Regions from separate parts of the Homo sapiens genome. Here regions 1 and 2 are each linked to region 3. Evidence: read pairs that join two places in POLR2A ChIA-PET (ENCODE). Cell type or tissue: PC-9. All regions are shown on one strand. Each heading gives the region's core, and the rest is flanking DNA. Links, peaks and the distances in the headings are about the cores only. Region 1 overlaps LOC107987059 (a long non-coding RNA gene). Region 2 overlaps PTENP1-AS (PTENP1 antisense RNA). Region 3 overlaps NFX1 (nuclear transcription factor, X-box binding 1).

Region 1 (6,037 bases), core at 523-5,522, 1.0 Mb after region 3:
TGAATGCTTTCATACTGTTCTGGTAGGAATGTATTTGGCATAAACTTTATAGAGGGAAACTGGCAAGGTGTGACAAAGTCTTTAACAGGTTCCTTTGAAACTTTAGGGATCTGTCTTATAAAAAAAATCAGATATTTAATCAAAGATTTTTGTAAAAGACATTTATCACAATATTATTTATAATAGTTAAAAAGTAACAGCAACCAAAATATCTAATAATATACTAACATGCAGTCATTTAAAAAGACATTTGGGGAGATATTTCATAGAAGCTTAATGATGTTGTTAAAATTAAAAATGTGTATAATTTAGGGCGATCATCATGGCAGATGGGAGGCAGGACTAGATTGCAGCTCCAGACAGAGCAGCTTGCGGAAGCTCACATTGTGAATTTTAGCTCCAGTTCAACTGCAAGAACAAACCAGCAATCCCAAGAGAACCCACAGACCCTCTGAAAGAAGTGGACTGCTCCTGCAGGACCTGGGAGACACTCCAAATACTGTGAGTGCCCCGACTGCAGAAGTGGGAAAAGGAGACCCTCCTCTCCTGAACACACATCCCCAACTGGAGAACCTGAAGGTCTGTTTGCAGAAGTTTCCAACTACCTGGAGCTGAGTCAATTTGGAGAGCTGAGTGAAATACAAGGTTAGAGGAAGCAGCAGAAAGGCCCTGGGACCTTGCTTGTCCCCTAGCAGGCCATTCCTGCCTGGCACCACAGGAATCCATTGGGAGGGAGACCAGAGGAGCAGGGGGTAAAATTCCACAGGGAGAAGGCAATCTCTAGCTGAACTTTGTAACAATTTGAACAGGATGAGAAGCCTCCTGGCCAGAACCTGGGGGAGGGCACAAATCTGGTTTGCAGACTCCACAGGTGGGGGAAGAACCAAGCCCTTTTCTCTCTCAGTTGCGAGGCGGGTAGCCTGGGGCAAGTTTTCAAGCCCATCACACCCTTCACCTGGAAACAGACTCGGGACTATTGGGGTGGGGCCATGGTGGGAGAGTGACTGACCCTTCAGTTTGCATGGGAGCTGGGTGAGGCCTGTGACTGCTGGCTTTCCCCGACTTCCCTGACCACCTGCATGACTCAGAAAAGGTAGCCATAATCCTTGTAGGTACACAACTCCATTGACCTGGGAATCTCACCCCCATGCCCCACAGCAGCCCCAGCAGGACCCACTCAAGGAGAGTCTGAGCTCAGACATGCCTAGCCCTGCCCCCACCTGATGGTCCTTCCCTACCCACCCTGGTAATGGAAGACAAAGGGCATATAATCTTGGGAGTTCTAGGGCCCTGCTCACTGCCTGTCCCGCTCCATACTACTATAGCTGATGCTTTCTGGAAAGTGCCACCTCCTGGCAGGAGGCCAACCAGCACAAAAATAGAGCACTAAACCACCAAAGCTAAGAACCCTCACAGAGTCCATTGAACCCACCTCACCACCTCCACTGGAACAGCAGCTGGTATCCATGACTGAGAGACCCATAGATGGTGGTTGGTGCAGACAACCCCCAATACCAGCTTGGAGCCGGGTAGACTTGCTGGGTGGCTAGTCCCAGAAGAGAGACAATAATCACAGCAGTTTGGCTCACAGGAAGCCACAACCATAGGAAAAAGGGGAGTACTACATCAAGAGAACACCCCATGGAACAAAAGAATCTGAACAACAGCTTTCAGCCCTAGACCTTCCCTCTGACAGAGCCTACCCAAATGAGAAGTCACCAGAAAATCAACCCTGTTAATATGACAGAGCAAGGCTCTTCAACACTGCCAAAAAATAACACTAGTTCACCAGCAATGGATCCAAACCAAGAAGAAATCCCTGATTTACCTGAAAAAGAATTCAGGAGGTTAGTTACTAGGCTAATCAGGGAGGGACCAGAGAAAGGCAAAGCCCAATGCAAGGAGATTCAAAAACATGATACAAGAAGTGAAGGGAGAAATATTCAAGTAAATAGCTTAAAGAGAAAACAATAAAAAAATTCAGGAAACTTTGGACACACTTTTAGAAATTTGAAATGCTCTGGAAAGTCTCAGAAATAGAATTAAACAAGTAGAAGAAAGAAATTCAGAGCTCAAAGACAAGGTCTTCGAATTAACCTGATCCAACAAAGACAAAGAAAAAAGAATAAGAAAATATGAACCAAGTCTCCAAGAAGTCTGGGATTATGTTAAATGACCAAACTTAAGAATAGTCAGTGTTGCTGAGGAAGAAGAGAATTCTAAAAGCTTGGAAAACATATTCTGGGGAATAATTGAGGAAAACTTCCTGGCCTTGCTAGAGACCCAGATATCAATACACAAGAAGATCAGAGAACACCTGAAAAATTCATCACAAAAAGATCTTCGCCTAGGCACATTGTCATCAGGTTATCCAAAGTTAAGGCGAAGGAAAGAATCTGAAGAGGTATGAGACAGAAGCATCAGGTAACCCATAAAGGAAAAGCTATCAGATTAACAGCAGATTTCTCAGCAGAAACCCTACAAGCTAGAAGGAATTGGGACCCTATCTTCAGTCTTCTCAAACAAAACAATTATCAGCCAAGAAGTTTGTATCCAGTGAAACTAAGCATTATATATCAAGGAAAGATATAGTCATTTTCAGAAAACAAATGCTGAGAGAATTCGCTATTACCAATCCACCACTACAAGAACTGCTAAAAGGAGCTCTAAATCTTGAAACAAATTCTAGAAATACATCAAAACAGAACCTCTTTAAAGCATAAATCACACAGGAGCTATAAAACGAAAATACATGTTAAAAAGCAAAAACAAACAAACAAAAATCCCAAAGGTAACAAAGAGCATGATGAATGCAACAGTACCTCATATTTCAACACTAACATTGAATGCAAATGGCCTAAATGCTCCACTTAAAAGATACAGAACTGCAGAATGGATAAGAACTCATCAATACCAACTATCTGCTGTCTTCAGTAGACTCATCTAACACATAAGGACTCATATAAACTTAAAGTAAAGGGGAGGAGAAAGGCATTTCATGCAAATAGACGCCAAAAGTGAGCTGGGATAGCTACTCTTATATCAGACAAAACAAACTTTAAAGCAACAGCAGTTAAAAGAGTCATAGAAGGACATTATATAGTGGTAAAAGGCCTTGTCCAACAGGAAAATATCACAATCCTAAACATATATGCACCTAACACTGGAGCTCCCACATTTATAAAACAATTACTAATAGACCTAAGAAATGAGATAGAAAGCAACCGAATAATAGTGGGGGACTTCAATACTCCACTAACAGCACTAGCCAGTTTATCAAGACAGAAAGTTAACAAAGAAACAATGGATTTAAACTATACTTTGGAACAAATGGACTTAATAGATATATACAGAACACTTCATACAAGAGCCACAGAATACACATTCTATTCAACAGTGCATGAAACTTTCTCCATGATAGACCATATGATAGGCCATATAATGAGCCTCAATAAATTTAAGACAATTGAAATTATATCAAGCACTCTCTCAGACCACGGTGGAATAGAACTGGAAATCAACTCCAAAAGGAAGCTTCAGAACCATGCAAATACGTGGAAATTAAATAACCTGCTCCTGAATGAATATTGCATCAGAAATGAAATCAAGATGATAATTAAAAAATTCTTCAAAGTAAATGACAATGACACAACCTATCAAAACCTCTGGGATACAACAAAGGCAGTGGTAAGAGGAAAGTTTATAGCCCTAAGCTTAGTGCACAAACTGACATTGTAAGGTCATAACTCAAGGAACTAGAGAAACAAGAACAAACCAAACCCAAATCCAGCAGAAGAAAGGAAGTTACCAAGATCAGAGCAGAGCTAAATGAAATTTAAACAACAACAAAAAAATACAAAAGATAGATGAAACAAAAAGTTAGTCCTTTGAAAAGATAAATAAAATTGATAGACCATCAGCAAGATTAACCAAGAAAAGAAGAGAGAAAATCCAAATAACCTCACTAAGAAAGGAAATAGGACATATTACAACTGACACCACTGAAATACAAAAGTTCATTCAGGGCTACTATGAACACCTTTACACACATAAACTAGAAAATCTAGAAGAGATGGATACATTCCTGGAAAAATATAACCCTCCTAGCTTAACTCAGGAAGAATTAGATGCCCTGAACAGACCAATAACAAGTAGCGAGATTGAAATGGTAATTAAAAAATTACCAACAAAAAAAGTCCAGGACTGGATGGATTCAGAGAATTCTAACAGACATTCAAAGAAGAATTGGTACCAATCCTTTTGACACTATTCTACAAGATAAAGAAAGAAGGAACCCTCCCTAATTCATTCTATGAAGCCAGCATCACCCTAATACCAAAACCAGGGAAGGACATGACCAAAAAAGAAAACTATACACTGATATCCTTGATGAACATTGATGCGAAAATCCTTAACAAAATACTAGCTAACTGAATCCAACTGCATATCAAAACGATAATTCACCATGATCAAGTGGGTTTCATACCAGGGATGCAGGGATGCTTTAACATACACAAGTCAATAAATGTGATACACCACATAAACAGAAATAAAAACAAAAATCTCACAATCATCTCAATAGATGTTGAAAAAGCATTCAACAAAATCCAGCATCCCTTTATGATTAAAACTCTCAGAAAAATCGGCATACAAGGGACATACCTCAATGTAATAAAAGCCATCTATGACAAACCCACAGCCAACATAATACTGAATGGGGAAAAGTCGAAAGCATTCCCTCTGAGAACTGAAACAAGACAAGAATGCCCACTCTCACCACTCCTCTTCGACATAGTACTGGAAGTCCTAGCCACAGCAATCAGACAAGAGGAAGAAATAAAGGGCATCCAAATCAGTAAAGAGGAAGTCAGACTGTCAGTGTTTGCTGACGATATGATCGTTTATTTGAAAACCCTAAGGACTCCTCCAGAAAGCTCCGAGAACTGATAAAAGAATTCAGCAAAGTTTCCAGATACAAGATTAATGTACACAAATCCGTAGCTCTTCTATACACCAACAACAACGAAGCAGAGAATGAAATCAAGAACTCAACCACTTTTACAATAGCTTCAAGAAAAAAAAATACATAAGAATATAGCTAAGAAAGGAATTGAATGACCTCTACAAGGAAAACTACAAAACACTGCTGAAAGAAATCATAGACAACACAAACAAATGGAAACACATCCCATGCTCATGGATGGGTAGAATCAATATTGTGAAAATGACCATACTGCCAAAAGCAATCTACAAATTCAGTGCAATCCCTATCAAAATACCACCATCATTCATCTTTAGAATTCGAAAAAAAATTATAAAATTCATATGGAACCAAAAAAAGAGCCTGCATAGCCTAATCAAAAAGAAGCAAGACTAATCAAAAAGAGCAAATCTGGAAACATCACACTACCTGATTTCAAACTGTACTATAAGGCCATAGTCACCAAAACAGCATGGTACTGCTATACAAATAGGCACATAGACCAATGGAATAGAATAGAGAACCCAGAAATAAACTCAAATACAACCAACTGATCTTAGACAAATCAAACAAAAACATAAAGTGGGAAAAAGACACCCTTTTCAACAAACGGTGCTGGGATAATTGGCTAGCCACATGTAGGAGAATGAAACTGGATCCTCATCTCTCACCTTATACAAAAATCAACGCAAGATGGATTAAGGACTTAAACCTAAGACCTGAAACTATAAAATTCTAGAAGATAACTTTGGAAAAACCCTTCTAGTCATTGGCTTAGGCAAGGATTTCATGACCAAGAACCCAAAAGCAAATGTGATAAAAACAAAGATAAATAGCCGGGACCTAATTAAACTAAAGAGCTTTTGCATGGCAAAAGGAACAGTCAGCATAGTAAACAGACAACCCATAGAGTGGGAGAAAATCTTCACAATCTATACATCTGGCAAAGGACTAATATCCAGAATCTACAACAAACTCAAACAAATCAGTAAGAAAGAAACAATCCCATCAAAAAGTGGGCTAAGGATATGAATAGACAATTCTCAAAAGAAGATA
Region 2 (6,037 bases), core at 676-5,675, 370 kb before region 3:
CACATCTGGCTAAATTTTGTATTTTTAGTAGAGATGGGGTTTTACCATGTTGGCCAGGCTGGTCTCAAACTCCTGACCACAAGTGATCCACCCACCTCAGCCTCCCAAAGTGCTGGGATTACAGGCATGAGCCACCACACATGGCAAAAAAGATAATTTCTTGATAAAAATGTCCCAATCCCTACCTACCTCACAAAATCTATCTAAATGTTAGAGATGTCATCAAAAACCCTCCTCTGCACTTGATCACACTGATCTGCTGCTTATCTCTGTGACCAGCTTCTCTAAAGTGCCTAATTTTCTGGTGACTTATGATCAAAAACCCACAGTATAAGTCAGATTTGCTGGTGGAGGATCATTAGTTCCCTGTTTTTCATTAACATCCCCTTCAAAGACACTTATGTTAGGATAAAGGGGCCTATGCCCACAGAAGCCAGACATTGGCTAACTCAGAAACAGAAGTCATCTGTTTACTTGACACACCTACTATCCACTTCCTGTTTTCTATCCTCTGGTCCAGGAGAGATACACTGATGTGTCCTCAAACTGTAGATCTACATGATTATGTCAAGATTTAAATAAAAAGAACCTAGTATACCTTCAGGGACTGCCCTCTTCCCTACCAATTTGTAAGTTAGAAAACTTCTTCTAGACTCTTCTATACTCTGGCTCCTACTTTCACCAAGTCCTAAGTAAAATTCCTCAAACTGAGAACTTAAATGTTAATATATCTGGTATTCTATGCGCCTCCTCAGGATATGTCTTTGTCTATGAAACAAACGACCAGCCCTGGGACTATGAATGCCTTGACAGCTGATGCCCAAAAGACATCTGTTTACTAGGGTACTTAGTCACTCCTTTCTCTGTCTATGACATTAGTGATGCTAGGCATTAGACTAACACCATAAAACTGTTCATAATGGCCAAAAGATCTATGCTAAACCTCCTCCCAGGTAAATATTTACCAGGTGGCCCACCAGATGGTATAGGATATTTCTTTAGACAAACTCTGTTGCCATGGTGGGTAGTTGCTTCTCATAAACATATGATTAAAAACCTTTCCATTGCCCTGAAAAAGCTTGCCAAGGAGACCACAATGGCCATGGTGGCTCAACAGAGAGAGCCAGGTGCTTTGGCTAAAGTAATACTAGATAATAAAATTACCCTAGATTATATACTAGCTAAACAAAGAGGTGTTTATGCTTTAATACATCATGCTGTATTTACATTAATACTTCTAAAAATGTTGAGACAGACCCAAATAATAATAGACCAAAAGCCACTTGACTCCATCTAGTGTTCTCTAACAAACCTGGATATAATATGTAAACATGTTTTCATCAGGAATAAGATCTATTTTTGAGGGTCTACTTAAACTAAAAATTATATTTCTGTATGTGTTGAGATTTCTCTTCCTTCTCTCAAGTTCTCTACCTGTTGTCTATCTTGTCTTTTTAAATCAATTCCCCCTGCTCATGAAATAATTATTAAATATCAAAATAATTCCCTGACCCACCTGTTTGACTTCAACCCAGGACCCATGAACATTTGCAATTAATTATGAAACAATTTCATTCCTCAAACCCAGACCTATGTCCCTTGTCAACAAAAAGTAGCTAGAGTGGTAGACACTCAATTCCTTCAAGATTGAGAACTAAACTAAACTAAACAAAAAGGGAAGAATTTGTAACTGTAGGATCAGCCCAAACTGGGTCTATTATGTGGATAACAAAATGTTGAGTTTGCTTGTAGGTACAACAGAGCCAAAAGCTTTGATCTCGAACAACACCTGGAATGAATGATTCCTCCCTTCGGAACCAAGAAGACAGGAAGATGCCTGCAATCTGAATGCCAAAACTCTTTGAGAAGCAGTGGGTTCATTGGCTGGGAAGATCTGGGCTCAAATCTACCTCAACCTACTTTACCATAAATGGTTAAATCTGAAGCCCTCCAGTCAGACTCTATCAACCCAGTATTACTAAATCCTTTCTCTCAGTCCCTTAAAACTTGTCCAAGACCCCAAATCAGGAAGACAGATTTGAGCCAGCTCATGTCTCCTTGCTGACCAGTTTTGCAGTAAAACCTTTCTTTCCTCAAAAGCTGGTGCCATGGTTATTGGCTTCTGAGCATATCAGACAGCAAGCCCATTTACTTGATAGCACTACCACAAGGTTAGTGGCTAACAAAGAAGGCTCTGGAGAGATAGTGCCTGGGCTTAAATATGGGTTCTGCTACTTAAGCTCATTTTAGGCAAGTAAGTTAACTGTGAATGCTTCAGTTTTACTCTCTGTAAATTGTACTAATAAAAGTATGAACCTCATGGATTTGCTGTGAAGATTAAATGAATTAATGTGTTAAGAAGTTACAACTGCACAGTGTATAGTAATCACTCACTCAGGCTCAACTTCCAGAATGGTCAGCTAGTAGTAGCACTCTTACTGCTACCACCATTAGTTATGATTGAGTCTTATTCTTGTGCTAGGGATTGTGTCAGGCAGTTTACATACATTTTCTCAATTAAATAAAACTCACAGCCATGTGTGACTATTTCCATTTTATAGGCTAGGAAACTACCTTTAGAGAGGTTAAGTAACATGGCAAAACTAGATGGTGACTGGATCAGTCCAGTTCTAAAATATGTACTTTCAACTATTAATAATAAATTTTTCAAATATTCTATACCTTGCATTTTTAACTTTTTCTTTTTAGAGTTTGGCTGGAGGCTTCTTCAGAAATTATTTTCATTTTACTCTAATTCCCAAAACTGAAAATGCACTTAGCATGCTACCCTCTATGGCCTGAAATTCAAAATATCTTTTATTACCAGGTGTCATTGACTAGCTCTGTTTATTTTTTTCTGAAAACCTTGATGAGCACTCTTACAACAAGTGGCTTACTCAAACCCAGTTCTTTTATCTCAGAATTGGTGGATCTCTTTTCATGAGTGGCTTCTGTAAAATCCTTTATTTGTCCTCTTCTAAGTTCTATCCTTTGGTTGTCCTACTTCTTATTTCTAAACTGACTTCCTTCAGCATTTAGTATATCTTGAATGATTACAAACATTTCATTATCGTGCTGAATCATCCTTGAAATTTCACTGATATCTTCTTAGAAGAATGATGATATTGTCAACTGAAGAATGAGGAAGTTCAAATTTGGAAGGGAGAGCTTTATTTCTCATAAAGGGTTGCAGCCTGCAGTGTGGCCATTCTGACAGGCTGGGAAGCACAGCTCTGGCAAGAAGCCAGAAACAGACATGTCTAGGGAGGGGCAAAGGGAAAAGAAATACATGCTGAGTGGAATGGCCAAATATAGATATACAATAAGGTATAGGAGGAGTCATGAACATTAATAAAGGGAAAAACGTGTGCTTCCACAATTGAGTTTCCTGCTCCTTCATGGGACCCCTGTAAAAAAAAATGGCCATGTTAGCATGATCTGGGGGTGGAGTTTTCAGCTCTCTGACATCAAAAGGTGAAGCAAAGGACACCAAAAGCCTCACTACATGTCCTCCCTAGACTGGCCAGAAACACCGTTTGGTTGGTGGCCTCTTACCAGGCAAAAAGGAGGGGCAGCATCAGACTTTCTGTTGCTTTTAGGGATGGAGTCTTTTGAAAGGGCTGGTTTGTGTTTAGCCTTTAGGGAAGAAAACGTCATCACAGCTCCAAGGGAGAGGTATAATAAGGTGTGTCTGACCCCTCCATCCTGTCCTAGCCAAGAACTCAATGTTCAAGGTTACTCTGGGGTGCCCTTGTCCCAGAAATGGTCCTTTCAGTCAGTTGGTGGGTATAGGATTTTATTTTTACCTTACAATTCTGAAGAATTATGTCTTCTTAAATATATTTCCGTTTTAGGTAAATATTTCATCCAACCGAACGCATTTTTGTTTTAGCAATTTCTCTTCCTATTGGCTACAGTCTGCTTCCAATGGAGGGAATAATTTTAGGGAATGTAATTCTTGGAGTAATCCTGTAGTTTAATATGTAACATAATATTCTCCCACCTGCTGCTTTTTGTTGCAGCTGCCTCCTTGCTGAGATGGTGCTGGTGCATATGTTTATGTGTGTGAATCTGGGAGTAAGTTCACTTGAGGTTAGGGTCTGAGATGGGGAAAATAAATATGCTACTCGAGCCTTGTTATAAATAGAATAAATTCCAAATTGAAATTTCCTCAAGGGGTTTACTTCCTATGATCCTTTGTCTTTCCCTTCCTCTCAGGAGCAGGATTTAGTGTATTCCTGTGGCTTAGCAGAGGCGAAGTCCCACCCTGATGGCCCATTGAGTGTCAGTGAAGAGATTCGCCAAGGGAGTAGCTCTGCACTGACTCCAGAGATTGTTGTGAAGCACCTCACTGGAAGTCCCTGAAGTTGAGAGGTGTGGCATTCATAGAAATGAGCCAATGTAGAAGTTTAAGCCAACTGCATCTGCCTTTATATAAGGCATCATCAGAGTAGAGGTATTTTTATTCCTGTGTTCCTCTTCAGTATTTTCCACAGAGATTTTCTTCATCAGCCTCCTATTTTAACCTGCTTAGCAACAGGGCCCCCTCTTAACTAGGGAAGGGGGTTGAGACCTAAGACATGAGATAGTTAATAAATAATTCTGGGGTAAGTAGGAGATGGTGAGGTGTAACTGCAGGGTCAATTCCATAAAGGCATATTTGGGTCTTTCATATTATTGAGTAAATATACATCTATGTGCACCATAGTACTAGACTCTGGGATACAAGCATGAACAACAAAAAGAAGGTCTGTTCTCCCATGGGGACTTATAATTCTGTATTCTATATATCATTCCTAGTCCTACTACTGCAGTTACAAAGGTAAAAAGATTTACGGTCCCATCTTTCAAAGACCATACTTGCCTAGAAGGAGTCAGACACGACCAAAAAGCCATAATACAGTAACAGACTTTAAATTGTTGTAAACACATAGGAAAATAAACCTCCATATCTCCCTGGGAAGAAAGGACTTCACAGAGGTAGTGTGGGTTTAAGTAAGATTTGTAGGAAAATGAATAATTTCCTGGTAGACTAGGCTGGGGGACCAGCCTATGCAACATCTAAGAGAATATGATATTTTTGGAGTTTGCAAAGAGTTCAGTAAAGCTGGAGAGTATCCTTAAGAGACGGGAATGGCTGAAGAGGAGCGTAAATTTCCAGATAGGATTAGTATGTGTTCTCTCTCAATGCCTTTCTGAGACAGTATTTTCTACCCACCCCTTTCCCAGTGCTCAGGCCAACCCCATTGACTAATATAATGGATTTGATGAGTAAGTTTACTAATGTTGAACTACCCTTACCATCCTGGAGCAAACGCCAATTTGTAGGTTATTTTCTAATGTCATTATTTGATTCACTATTATCGAATACTTTTTTTTATCAATACTAATCAGTGATGTAAGTCTATAGATTTTTTTTTTTTTTGAGTTGGAGTCTTGCTCTGTTGCCCAGGCTTGAGTGCAGTGGCACGATCTTGGCTCACTGAAACCTCTGCCTCCCGGGTTCAAGCGATTCTCCTGCCTCAGCCTCCCGAGTAGCTGGGACTACAGGCACGTGCTGCCACGCCTGGCTAATTTTTTGTATTTTTAGTAGAGATGGGGTTTCACTGTGTTAGCCAGGATGGTCTTGATCTCATGACCTCATGATCCGCCCCCCCTTGGCCTCCCAAAGTGTTGGGATTACAGATGGGAGCCACCACGCCTGGCCGGTCTATAGATTTTTTTTTAAGGTGCAGTTTTGTTGAGTTTTGTTATAAATATTAAGGTCATGTCATGAAAATAATTTAGAAATTTCCCCTACTTTTCTATACTTTGCAATGTTTTAGGTATTCTCAAAGTCCCTGATTTTAAAAGGTGTGGAAAAATCCCTGTAAGAAACTATATGGGACTGGCGCTTTTCTGTGAGGAAATTCTATTACAAATTTATTTATTTCTTTTGTAGTCATTGTTTTGTTTAGGCTTTTTATCCACATTAGGGTCAGTTTTGTTAAATTTATAATGTGAGCCATTTCATTTAGGCTTTTAGGTTGTTTGCAGA
Region 3 (6,037 bases), core at 287-5,286:
GCCTCCTGGGTTCAAGGGATTCTCCTGCCTCAGCCGCCGGAGCAGCTGGGACCACAGGCGCATACCAACATGCCCAGCTAATTTTTGTATTTTTAGTAGAGATGGGGTTTCACCATGTCGGCCAGGCTGGTCTTGAACTCCTGACCTCGTGATCCTCCTGCCTCAGCCTCCCAAAGTGCTGGGATTACAGGCGTGAGCCACCATGCCTGGCCCAGTTCTTTGAACATATTTATTATGATTATCCTACAGTCTTTGTGAAATCTGACATCTGGTCACTCTCACAAGGCAGTTTCTGTTGCCTGTTTTTTTCCCTGTTTCTTTGCACATTTCATACTTTTTCTTGGAAACTAGACATTTTAGCTATATAGCAACTCTGGATACTGCTTCCCCTCTCCACAGCTTGTTTTTGTTGTGGTTGCTTATTTATTTGTTTTGTGACTTGGCTAGACTATTTCAGTGAAGTCTATTTTCCCTACAGTATGTAGCCGCTGGTGTCACTCTTTGGATGGCACAACCTTAGGGGTACAAACTGACCCTGGAATGACAGTCGTTTCAAGCAGGGCTCTCTTTGTCTTGATTCCCGATCTCTCTGTTAAACTGTGTGCCTTATTTGGATTACGCTCAGTCTCAAGGATCCATTAATTGCAGTTCTATTGTTTTTGACAATGTTCCAGGGCATCAATTGCTCAGCAGTCTGATCCAATTAAATTTGGGAAGGAATAGTCTTTGCTGTAAGTCTTTGAGATTTGTTCTGACCTGAAGAGGGCTCCTCTTAGCTACCTTTCCCTGATTCTCTCTGATGAACTAGATGGCCTACAGTTTAGTTACTGTTCTTTAAGGTATGTTATCATTTTCTAAAGTGTCCTTAGGCCTGTACTTCCCCACACTGTTTCAAATAAAGTCAGTTCCTTTGGAGAGTACCTCGGAGCTCTCTTTTGTTATGAACTGTCTCTCGCCCTGGGAAAGGTCTCTGAGGCACTACTCTGGGTGCTGGGTGGGATAGTAGCCTCTTGCCTTCTTGGCTTGCTTCTCTCAGTGGAACCTCTGCCCTACGAGTGAGCTGGGGTGAGGACGATTAGGGCTCCAGTATTCTGCTGCAAATGGGATGAAGCCTCCATTCTGTAAGTGGGAGCTTGGTGGAGAAAGGGAGCCCTAACTGCTCAGCTGCACTCACCAGAATTTCAGCCTCTTCAACTTGGAGTTGGAGGGGTAGAGAAATGTTGACAATGTGGCCTTCCCAGTGAGATATGGTAAACCTGACTGGGAGCTGAGGGGAGAAGAAGCCCCATCTTCTTGTCCACACTTATCCTGAGTGGAGATCTGTCAAGCTGAGCTGAGGGGAGGAGGAAGGAACTAGCTAGGGCTCAATGCCACAGACTCTTGCTGTTGTTTACCAGAGTTTTAGAAGATTTTGTTGAATAAATATGTCTTCATTTGAGGTATGCTCTTAGGGCAATTTCTAGAGACTTTTTTTTTTTTTTTTCGAGATGGAGTCTCACTCTGTCACCTAGGCTGGAGTGCAGTGGCATGATCTGAGTTCACTGCAACTACTGCCCCCCAGGTTCAAGCAATTCCCCTGCCTCAGCCTCCCGAGTAGCTGGGATTGCAGGCATGTGCCACCATGCCTGGCTAATTTTTGTATTTTTAGTAGAGACGGGGTTTCATCATGTTGGCCAGGCTAGTCCTGAACTCCTGACCTCAAGTGATCTGCCCACCTCAGCATCCCAAAGTGTGGGGGATTACAGATGTGAACCACTGCACCCAGCCTCCAGAAACTTTAAATGGTTGATTTTTTTTTTTTTTTTTGAGACAGGGTCTCACTCTGTCAGCCTAGCTGGAGTGCAGTGCTGCATTCATGGCTCACTGCAGCCTCAACATCCCAGGGTCAAATGATCCTTTTGCCTCAGCCTCCCAAGTAGCTGGGACCACAGGCACGTGCCGCCATACCCAGGTAAATAAAAAATGTTTTTTGGTACATACAGGGTCTTGCCATGTTGCCCAGGCTGGTCTCAAAGTCCTGGACTCAAGCAGTTCTCCCACCTTGGCCTCCCAAAGTGCTGAGATTATAGGTATGAGCCACCATGCCCAGCCTTGATGGTTGCTTTTTTATAGTTTTCCCTAGCTTTGTTTGCTTTACTGGGAAGCAGATCTATGGGAGCTCTTCATGCTACCATCTTTAAAGTAGAACTCTATCCAGTCTCTTATACTGAAGCTGTGTCTCTGGGATGGAAATTTCCTACTGAGTGAGATACAAAAGACCTAAGCGAGCTTTCTATAGATAAGCTAGGTCTGAACAAACCTGACAGTCATTGTTATCGCTAGCCACACGCTTGTCTCTGAGCTTCTCAGTCAACTCAGCCTATTTCCTTAAAGGTTTTCCATGATACCTGCTGAGGTATAGCAGGTACCCTCTTATCCCTTAACCTGGTCTTGTCCCATCCCAAGGTCTGTTACTGCCAGTTACTACCCTTCTCTTGCTCAAGTCCCTTTGCATTACCCATTTCACATTTCCTTCTTCTCTCATCACCAACAGGATACATGAGTGCCAGGGTAGGATTTCTGGTCATTATATGTGAAATTCTTATAAAACTGACTCATGTGCTTTCCGAAAGGGGATTTGATTTACTAGTCATTTGATCTCCATATCATAAACACATTTTCATGGCAAGCAGAGAACCAACAGATGACTGGCTTTCCTAATGCAGCTGGAATGTATATTAAAATACAAGAAGACAGCACTTCTCCTCTATACACAATTTTAAGGTCAGATTGAGAAAAAGGATTAAGTAGGGTGTTCCCACTGATTCACGCTGGCACTTGAAAGAAATGTGAACTCTCTCCTTTTGATGAAATGGAAACCAAACCTAAAGATTCTAGCTTTACCTCACAAGATACATGGTTAGTTTTAGAAATAATTTTCCTATTCAATCTCAGTTGCCTACTTTCCATTTTTTTCTAAATGCATGGCCTTTCAACACCCACTCAGGAGAGAAGTTGCCAAGTCATTGCAAAACTGCAGACATACATTCCCAAAAGACTGAGTCAGATAGGCTCAGTATAGTATTACTTTGTATCTAATTCCAATGAGCTTTTTCTGGTTTCTATATTCAAGTAATCAGAAGCCACAAATCAGAAGAAAGGGGGAATTACTAAAAGTAGACAGGCAAGCATACTAAAAGCACTGATAAGAATATAAACAACAAAAAGCTTCAACAAGCAGATACAACAATTCAAACTGCTCATTGGTATGGGGCATCAGTCTGAGAAACCTCAGCAGGCCAAGGGCACCACTGCATTCAGTGTAATACAGTAACTGGAGTTCATAAAAATGATGACTCTGGGTCAATGAGAGAAAAATTACAACACCTTCAGTAAACTCTGTTTAAACATGAAATGTAAATTTTAGAAAAATATTCATCCAGCCGGGCATGGTGGCTCACACCTATAATCCCAGCACTTTGGGAGGCCAAGGCGGGCAGATCACCCAAGGTCAGGAGTTCAAGACCAGCTTGGCCAACATGGTGAAACCCCGTCTCTACAAAAATACAAAAAAAAATTAGCTGGGCATGATTGCAGGTGCCTGTAATCCCAGCTACTCGGGAGGCCAAGGCAGGAGAATTGCTTGAACCCAGGAGGTAGAGGTTGCAGTGAGCCAAAATCACGCCACTGCACTCTAGCCTGGGCAACAGAGCGAGACTCTGTCTCAAAAAAAAAAAAAAGAAAAGAAAAGAAAAGAAAAATATTCATCCAAAATGATGTTCAATAGGTGCTATCCTCGTATCCTCAGCTAGATGGGAAACTTAGCTACAGAGGCTGACATTCCTTGAATGATCTAAATGGCTGAGGTTCTATTGTACTTACAATTTTAGTTCTTTGGCCAGGTACAGTGGCTTACACCTGTAATCCCAGCACTTTGGGAACCCAAGGCGGGTGGATCACTTGGTGCCAGGAGTTCGAGACCAGCCTGGTCAACATGGTGAAACCCCGTCTCTATTAAAAATACAAAAATTAGCCGGGCGTGGTGGTGTGCGCCTGTAGTCCCAGCTACTTGGGAGGCTGAGACACAAGAATCATTTGAGCCCAGGAGTCAGAGGCTGCAGTGAGCTGAGATCCTACCACTGCACTCGAGCTGGGGCGACAGAGCGAGACTCTGTCTCCAAACCAGACTCTGTCTCACCCACAATTATTTTAGCATGTTCCTATTATGTGAAAAGGGTTTTCAACACTTGCTGAACCCTGGATTGGTATAAATACATATAGTGTTCATTACAGTACAGGCTCCTAAGAGAAATCATAACCCCTATGGAACAGTAACTCACCACAGTTGTCCAGAGTTAACAATAAAATACCTGAATCAGAGAGATCATTTGGGCAAATGTATGGGTTTTCACAAGTATATGTTGAGGAGGAAAGAAAACGTACCTACATAAATATGATCATAATATTTAGAAACCTCTGATATTGTAACTAGCACTTACTTCTACATTGCTTAAACACTCACTGCTGCCAACCATTTACAATAATATTTTTAAAGCCAACTTTACGCTTACTAGTTACCTAAGGAACCACAAGGCAGAGGCTTGCCGCACACTTTTCCACATGAAGGCACAGGGTCCATGCATGTTTTCCGACTACTACTTCCAAGTTCTAGCAATTGGCTGAGAGGAGTTTGGCCACAGGGGCAACAGCGCACCAGCTGGGGGAGCCGTGGGCATTGCTGGCAGGGCTGAGGGTGGCACACTTGCGAACATGTATGGTTACCGCATTTCAAGTCCCTGTTAAGAAAACACACTATTACATAATTGTTGCATAAAGTGCAGCTTTAGTTCAACTGAAGAAAACGTAAAACCTTACTTGCCACATATCTTTAAACAGCTGAAATCCCCAAATCCATCAGACTTTCCTACATCGGTTCCACATAACACATCTCGGGAGGTGCTGCCGCAATAGCATACTTGAAGAGAAAATTTCAAAAACAAAACGTTAGTAACATGTATGGGTTCTTAAAATGTCACAAATAATCTATAAGAAAATACAAAATGCGGGCCTGGCACAGTCGCTCATGCCTGTAATCTGGGAGGCCAAATAGAGTACTGATCAGACCTATGCAGAAATGAGTATAGTTCATACAGCAGCTCTAAGACCCGCCTAAGAGCTTTACCATAGGAAGAAATTAAAAAAGCCTTGTTAAACTATTAATATCTCATAGTGCCTCTGCAGCACATTCCAAGAACAGCATCAGAGTGAAGCAACCTCTAAATTAAGAGAACACTATCTGGTCCATAAGGCCGTGGCTGAACACCATTCACTGTGAGGCTCCTGCGGGTCCTCTGGTGATGTTACAGGAGATAGACAAGCTAAGCTGGTAGTAGTGGTGGAGGAGTTGACATCTGGATTTCCCATCCTCACTTCAACCCAAGAAGCACAGGTTTCATACTTTATGTCAGGTTTTACATAAAACACTTGTAAAAAGGTCCCCGTTGCCAAAAAGAAATTTAAAAATTGGCATGAGAGTATAAGATCTAATGATCAGAATAAATGCAGTATTATAAAAACATCACATTTTTAAAATCACATATACAATAAAAATAAAATAGAAACCTTCTAATAAGGTATTAAAAATAATACTCATAAAATAAAATCGTACATTAAACAGAACCAAAAGGTTTCACTATAATGAAGATTTTTTTTTTTTTTTTTTTTTTTTTTTTGAGACAGAGTCTCACTCTTGCCCAGGCTGGAGTGCAATGGCATGATCTTGGCTCACTGCAACCTCCACCTCCCCGGTTCATGCAATTCTCTTGCCTCAGCCTCCCAAGTAGCTGGGATTATAGGGGCCCGCCACCACGCCCAGCTAATTTCTGTATTTTTAGGAGAGATGGAGTTTCACCACGTTGGCCAGGCTGGTCTTGAACTCCTGAGCTCAGGTGATCCACCTGCCTCAGCTTCCCAAAGGGCTGGGACTACAGGCGTGAGCCACCACGCCCGGCCATAATTAAGACTCTAGATTTTTTTTTTTTTAAAGACAGGATCTCAC

Evidence for each region. ChIA-PET counts read pairs that join two places held together with the same protein. Peaks named below come from ENCODE experiments on the same cell type or tissue, not always from the same donor. Only the 100,000 strongest peaks of a DNase experiment are listed, where the experiment ranks them.
Region 1: POLR2A ChIA-PET joins it to region 3 with 5 read pairs; 1 of 35 experiments calls an interaction of 5 or more read pairs at or near these places.
Region 2: POLR2A ChIA-PET joins it to region 3 with 6 read pairs; 1 of 35 experiments calls an interaction of 5 or more read pairs at or near these places.

Annotation. Positions count from the first base shown.
Region 1 is chr9:32,286,362-32,292,398 of GRCh38, reverse strand. All of the region lies in intron 2 of LOC107987059 (a long non-coding RNA gene), which reads left to right. Among named protein-coding and RNA genes, the nearest start is that of ACO1, 95 kb to the left of the region's middle. RefSeq lists an enhancer at 525-1,024. In PC-9, for the core only: no CTCF peak of the experiment used is centred there; a DNase peak (open chromatin) is centred at 908; H3K27ac peaks cover 793 bases.
Region 2 is chr9:33,685,129-33,691,165 of GRCh38, reverse strand. PTENP1-AS (PTENP1 antisense RNA) reads right to left here. Exons shown (of 4, transcript NR_103745.2): 4 at 3,155-3,407. Among named protein-coding and RNA genes, the nearest start is that of PTENP1-AS, 11 kb to the right of the region's middle. In PC-9, for the core only: no CTCF peak of the experiment used is centred there; a DNase peak (open chromatin) is centred at 3,105; H3K27ac peaks cover 406 bases.
Region 3 is chr9:33,317,648-33,323,684 of GRCh38, reverse strand. It overlaps NFX1 (nuclear transcription factor, X-box binding 1), which reads right to left. Exons shown (of 24, transcript NM_002504.6): 8 at 4,855-4,954; 9 at 4,558-4,775. Among named protein-coding and RNA genes, the nearest start is that of NFX1, 30 kb to the right of the region's middle. In PC-9, for the core only: no CTCF peak of the experiment used is centred there; DNase peaks (open chromatin) are centred at 2,584 and 3,044; H3K4me3 peaks cover 993 bases; H3K27ac peaks cover 4,750 bases.